2 separate regions of the Homo sapiens genome follow, and region 1 is linked to region 2. The links are chromatin loops, found by intact Hi-C in ENCODE. Cell type or tissue: dorsolateral prefrontal cortex. All regions are shown on one strand. Links, peaks and the distances in the headings refer to the core of each region. The heading gives the core; the rest is flanking DNA.

What was found. Peaks named below come from ENCODE experiments on the same cell type or tissue, not always from the same donor. Only the 100,000 strongest peaks of a DNase experiment are listed, where the experiment ranks them.
Region 1: a loop joins it to region 2, with 2.5 times the contacts of the local background. A loop is called at or near these places in 27 of 110 quality-filtered maps.

Annotation. Positions count from the first base shown.
Region 1 is chr1:205,060,349-205,063,246 of GRCh38, forward strand. It overlaps CNTN2 (contactin 2), which reads left to right. Exons shown (of 23, transcript NM_005076.5): 8 at 897-1,072; 9 at 1,517-1,653; 10 at 2,092-2,221. Among named protein-coding and RNA genes, the nearest start is that of CNTN2, 19 kb to the left of the region's middle. In dorsolateral prefrontal cortex, for the core only: CTCF peaks have their summits at 1,415 (motif pointing left) and 1,619; a DNase peak (open chromatin) is centred at 1,413; H3K4me3 peaks cover 712 bases; H3K27ac peaks cover 2,338 bases.
Region 2 is chr1:205,254,927-205,257,824 of GRCh38, forward strand. All of the region lies in intron 2 of TMCC2 (transmembrane and coiled-coil domain family 2), which reads left to right. Among named protein-coding and RNA genes, the nearest start is that of TMCC2-AS1, 19 kb to the left of the region's middle. RefSeq lists an enhancer at 2,407-2,898. In dorsolateral prefrontal cortex, for the core only: CTCF peaks have their summits at 1,429 (motif pointing left) and 1,631; a DNase peak (open chromatin) is centred at 1,395; H3K4me3 peaks cover 384 bases; H3K27ac peaks cover 2,500 bases.

The DNA.
Region 1 (2,898 bases), core at 247-2,746, 190 kb before region 2:
CTCCTATGGTTACCTGGGAGAATCTCTGCCTTGTGGGAAGTTTTGGGCTTCCAGAAAATCCACATGAAAAGCATGTGGAAGTGGGGCCAGGTGCGGTGGTTCATGTCTGTAATCCCAGCACTTTGGGAGGCCGAGGTGGGAAGATCATGAGGTCAGGAGATCGAGACCATCCTGGCTAGCACGGTGAAATCCAGTCTCTACTAAAAATACAAAAAAAACTAGCCAGGTGTGGTGGCGGGTGCCTGTAGTCCCAGCTGCTCGGGAGGCTGAGGCAGGAGAATGGTGTGAACCCGGGAGGCAGAGCTTGCAGTGAGCCAAGATTGCCCCACTGCACTCCAGCCTAGGTGACAGAGCGAGACTCCGTCTCAAAAAAAAAAAAAAAAAAAGAAAAAAAAGAAAAGCATGTGGAAGGGGAATATATTAACCCATTAAAACTGATACCTCAGTCCGTTTTAGTGCACAGATTACTACTAACTAAAGTCCCTTTCAAAGTAGGGGCAAGGCCTGCCCTGTAGAGGCAACGGAAAAGAGAACCCGTAAAGACCCAGGTCACAGGCCACTGTGGCGGAGGGCAGACCCAGAGGCATGGTGACCGGTGCGGGAGAGGGCAGGCCAGCTTCAGGGTGCAGACCCCGCAGAAGCCCGGCTTCACTGGCTCCAGGGTTGTTGCAGGGGGGATGGGTAGAGCAGCCCTGCCTCTTGCCCCTTCCCTGCGTGTGCTCCGAGCCTACCTGGGAGAGGAGAGTGAGGATCAGCCAGAAGGCACCCTCTCTCCCTCTGTTCCTCCCAGGCCCAGCATCTCAGGAGGGCCTGAGAGTCTGGGTATGAGGAGCTGCGGGCACTGGAGGGGTAGGCCCAGCTCAGCCCACACCCTCTGGCTTTGTCTCTCCTGCCAGCCCTGTCCCCCGGATCAAGTGGCGCAAAGTGGACGGCTCCCTGTCCCCGCAGTGGACCACAGCTGAGCCCACCCTGCAGATCCCCAGCGTCAGCTTTGAGGATGAGGGCACCTACGAGTGTGAGGCGGAGAACTCCAAGGGCCGAGACACCGTGCAGGGCCGCATCATCGTGCAGGGTACAGAGCCAGGGACACCTTCTCCGCCCCTCCCGACCCCCCTTCCCGCCTTCACCCTTGTCCCCAAGGAAACAGACCCAAAAGTCAGGGAGGAGACTGGGAGGCCCCCTGCATGAGCCTGCTTGCCCTAGGACTGCACTGAGTCTGGGACCAGAGGAGGCTAGTGCTGTGGTCACCTCAGAGCTTCAGTCAGGGGTGCAGAAAGCACACAGGAGGCTCCAGAATGATTTAAGTTGCAAAAGCAGCCACTGGCACAGCCACAGAGTGCCAGCTTTCTTGTGCCTCCTTCTTCCGGCCCCCTCCTCTTTGTCCTCTCCATCTCAGAATGCTCATGGCGCCCTCTGCTGTCTGGCACAGGTGCTGCTGCCCTGATTTTCTGTTCCTTTTAATGAGCTGGAAGCTCCTCCTAGCTCATGCCAGGTTTTCTTTTCCGGGCTCCCACAGCTCAGCCTGAGTGGCTAAAAGTGATCTCGGACACAGAGGCTGACATTGGCTCCAACCTGCGTTGGGGCTGTGCAGCCGCCGGCAAGCCCCGGCCTACAGTGCGCTGGCTGCGGAACGGGGAGCCTCTGGCCTCCCAGGTAGGAGACATGGGGCTTCCCCCGACACATCACAACTGTCCTCTGCTCACTTGGTTCCCTCCCCCGCCCAGAACTTCCCCTGCACCACTAGTAGCCCCTCTGGGCTAATTAGGGTGTCAGAGGGTGGTCCTAGGACCACCTAAGGACTTCTTCCCATCCCAGTCCCATTGTCACAGGCTAGGCCTGGATCCAGGCACAGTTCAGCCACAAAAGAAGTGATGTGGTCCTGACTGGGTCACCTCACCCTTCCAGCTTTGGGGAGGCCTGGGTAATCTGCATCCTGAGGTTCCAGGCAGCCCTGAGGTAGGACTGGACATATAAGCCATATCCTCTAGGGATTATCAGCCTAGAGTCTCCACTGCTCCCACCCCTGCCAACCCCTCCTCCCTGTGGCTCCTGTGGTCCTGATCCCCCTGGGCTCTGGGCTCTTCTGCACAGAACCGGGTGGAGGTGTTGGCTGGGGACCTGCGGTTCTCCAAGCTGAGCCTGGAAGACTCGGGCATGTACCAGTGTGTGGCAGAGAATAAGCACGGTACCATCTACGCCAGCGCCGAGCTAGCCGTGCAAGGTAAGGGGCCCAGGGAGGCAGGGGACATCCCAAGGACATGCATATGGTGGCTTTCAGAGCTCTGAGTTTAGGTGTTTCCAAACACACATGCACATACCCTGTGGCCATTTTCCTTGGTTTTCCAACAGTTTCTAAGTAGGAGAACTCAGAGATTTAAGAAAGGAGATGAGACACAGGGTTGACAGCTGCCAGAGGGCAGGGTCTCTGACTTGTTCCATGTCTGGCACACAGTAAATGTTTGCTGCAGTGAGTGAAAAAAACAGAAACCAAATCAATCAGATTTGTGTAACCCAACCCTTTCAGCTATGTGAGCTTTGGCAAGTTACTTAGTGTTTCTGTGTTTCAGTTTCTTGATTATAAAATATAGGCAATAATAGTCCTGCCCTCCTGGGCTGCTGTATGGAACAAGTGAGATGAAAGAGGTACAGCATAAAGGGCCTGCCCACCATACAGCAGGTGCCCGGGAAATGTAAGCCAGTGCTAATATTTAGTTGTGTGACTTGAGCTCACTGAGCCTCAGTTTCCTCATCCATAAAATGGACACAGTGATACCCACCACATCAGGTTTTAGTGAAGCTTTGCTAAGAAGCATTCATTCGTTCCTTCATCCATTCAACCACTACTTACTCAACACTTCACAGGGATGAATATAAAAGATACGGTCTCTGCCTTTAAGT
Region 2 (2,898 bases), core at 137-2,636:
TTGGGCTGGGCATGGTGGCTCACACCTGTAATCCCAGCACTTTGGGAGGCCAAGGCAGGTGGATCGTTTGTGCCCAGGAGTTCAAGGTCAGCCTGAGCAACATGGTGAAACCCCATCTCTGCAAAAACTAGCTAGACATGGTGGTGCACACCAGTAGTCCTAGCTACTTAGGTGGTTGAGGTGGGAGGATTGCTTGAGCCTGGGAGGTCAAGGCTGTAGTGAGGTGTGATCGTGCCACTGCACTCCAGTCTGGGTGACAGAGCAAGATCCTGTCTCAAAAAAAAAAAAAAAAAAAAATCCTAGCTTGGTGGGGCCTAGCCTGGAGCGGGCAGAGAAGGGGTATCTTGGCCGGGTGCAGTGGCTCATGCCTGTAATCCCAGCATTTTGGGAGGCTGAGGCGGGTGGATCACGAGGTCAAGAGATCAAGACCATCCTGGCCAACGTGGTGAAACCTCGTCTCTGTACTAAAAATACAAAAATTAGCTGGGCGTGGTGGTGCACGCCTGTAGTCCCAGCTACTTGGGAGACTGAAGCAGGAGAATCGGTTGAACCCAGGAGGTGGAGGTTGCAGTGAGCCAAGATCGCGTCAATGCATTCCAGCCTGGTGACAGGGCAAAACTCCATCTCAAAAAGTGAAAAAAGAAGGGGTATCTTGAGTATGAGAAGACCAAGCTGTCTTTGTTTCTACCTGAGACAGAACTGCAGTGGCTGGACTGCCTTTCATGGCAGCTAAATGAGGTAGATCATTTCATTGTTTTACGATGTCAGTATTGAGGGAGGATCAGTCTTATGCTAGGCACAGTGAATGGTCCAGATGAACATAAGATCTGATCCCTGCCTTATCATTTAATAGGGGCATAAGACCTATTTACAAATAACCCTTATGCAAGAACAGTGCTTGGTGCGAAAATATAAAGTCAAGATCCAGTACCATAGGAGGGGGATCATTTGCAGAAGTAGGGGAGCTGCCAGAAGTGTTCCCTGGCCCTACAGGTCAGAGCTGGCCCCAGAAATTGGGACCTATGTAATATGCTTTGCCAGGCTTCTTCACAAACCCCAAGTCATCAGCCAACCACAAATGTTTGTATAGTTTCCATGAGCCCAGGGTATGAGGACTCCTGATCTCAGTGATTTTGGCCTGCAAGCCCTGGCACTGGCTCCCAGAGATAGCACTGGGCCCTTATCTCTTCACACCTTCTTGAATTTGGGACTACCCAATCAACGTGACGCGTGTCGGCCATCAGTATTTAAGCCTGGAGTTCCTCACCAGACTCAAGTGGGTGCAGAATCCATGTCTTTCTGAACGACAGTTCTGCTGTGAGAAGCTGCCATTAGAGAGATCCAGCAGGCCCCAGGACTCAGCTGGCCAGCCGGTGACACTGCTCACTGCTCATTGTCCTCAGCTGTGGACCTCTGTCCCCCTCTGCTGGCCACTCACAGAATTTCCTGCTGGCACTGTCAAGATGAAGTCCAAGGAGGAAGAGACTGCTGTGAGTTTCCCATCTGTGCTTTATCTTGGGTGTTTTTGCCAGGGCAATGCTGGCAGAGACTGGGAAGCAGAAGCTAGTGCAGAAGTGGCCATTGGTGTCCAGGGCAGAGACTGGATTTCTGGGACAGGATCTCAGGGCAGAAGAATTCCCCTGGTGAGGCTGGCTGCTGTCAGCTTCCTCCAGGTGGTTATTGGAGTAGAGAAACTGCCTTGGAAGTGATGGTGCCTTAAGCCAACGGGCAGGGCAGCAGGGAGAGGAGGAGAGGACTCTGGCTGGAGCTGGCTGTGTTAGGATCTGCCAGGGAGCCCCCCTCCAGGCTCTAGTCTTTTTTGGCTTTGGAGAGCTCTTCGCTATCCTGGAAGGCTGGCTGGGAGGCTCACTTCCATTCCGAATCCATGAGACTGCTCTGTTTGTGAGAGGAGCTTCTGATCATGGGAGGCATTTCTGTGAGATGGGAGGGGTGAGGTGGAGTGCCTGTCTTCTGGGTGGTTGAAGGATGCAGGTGCACATGTCATGTGTCCTCGTGCACATCCCTTTCAACCCCCTTTGCCCCCCACCCCCACCCCTCCTCATTGATGCCTGTCACACCTGGGTGTCCTTATGCACACAACTCACAGTGGAACAGCTGGACTTGTGGAGGGGCATCTCATCAGAGCTCGGTCCTCCCGCGCTCGGTGATCCTCCCTGTCTCCTGCCAGATGGGAAGGAGCAGCCCGTGAGCCCCAGGGGAGGGGGAAATCTCCTAGAGCAATCCGCCCCTAATCCCCAGGCTGTGCCTCAGTCTGGAGATGGCGGCTGCAGAGTCTGGGAACTCAGGCACACCTGCTCGCAGCCCAGTGCTGCCCAGGGTCTGTGACCCCGGGGGCCTGACACAGTCCGCAGACAGCTGGGGCCTCAGAGCCCCGGGTACCTCATCGCCGGCACGGCTTCGGGAAACAGTGCCCACACAGGTGAGGCGTCTGGTGGGTGGAAGGAGAGAATTTCACCGGGCGGGGTGGAGTTGGGGGATGGGAAAAGGCCTGTTCTGCAGTTAGTCAGGTGGGCTGTGCTTACACTCCAGTCTCTCAGGGAGCTCTCCTCCAGGTATAGAGAACTGTTTGTGGGTGGGAGAAGGGAGGAGCCTTAGGCTGCCAAATGCTGGGAGAGCCCCTGGGGTTGGATGTGGGCGCCCTGTGCAGGAAGGCAGGTGAACCCTGGCAGAGATGCCTCCAGAAGCTGTGGCTATGTGGCACTTCAGCTGGGGCCCAGGCACCTTATTAAGTGGAGGGGTGTTCCTGGTTGTGGTCGCTTGTGTCTGTGAAGAAACAGTGACAGGAATGGGGACTGTGAAGGTCCAGTGAGTGCTGACCCCAGGGAGACAGTGGGAGAGGCCATAAGGAGTAAAATGTTTGGGTACTGAGAGTTTTTA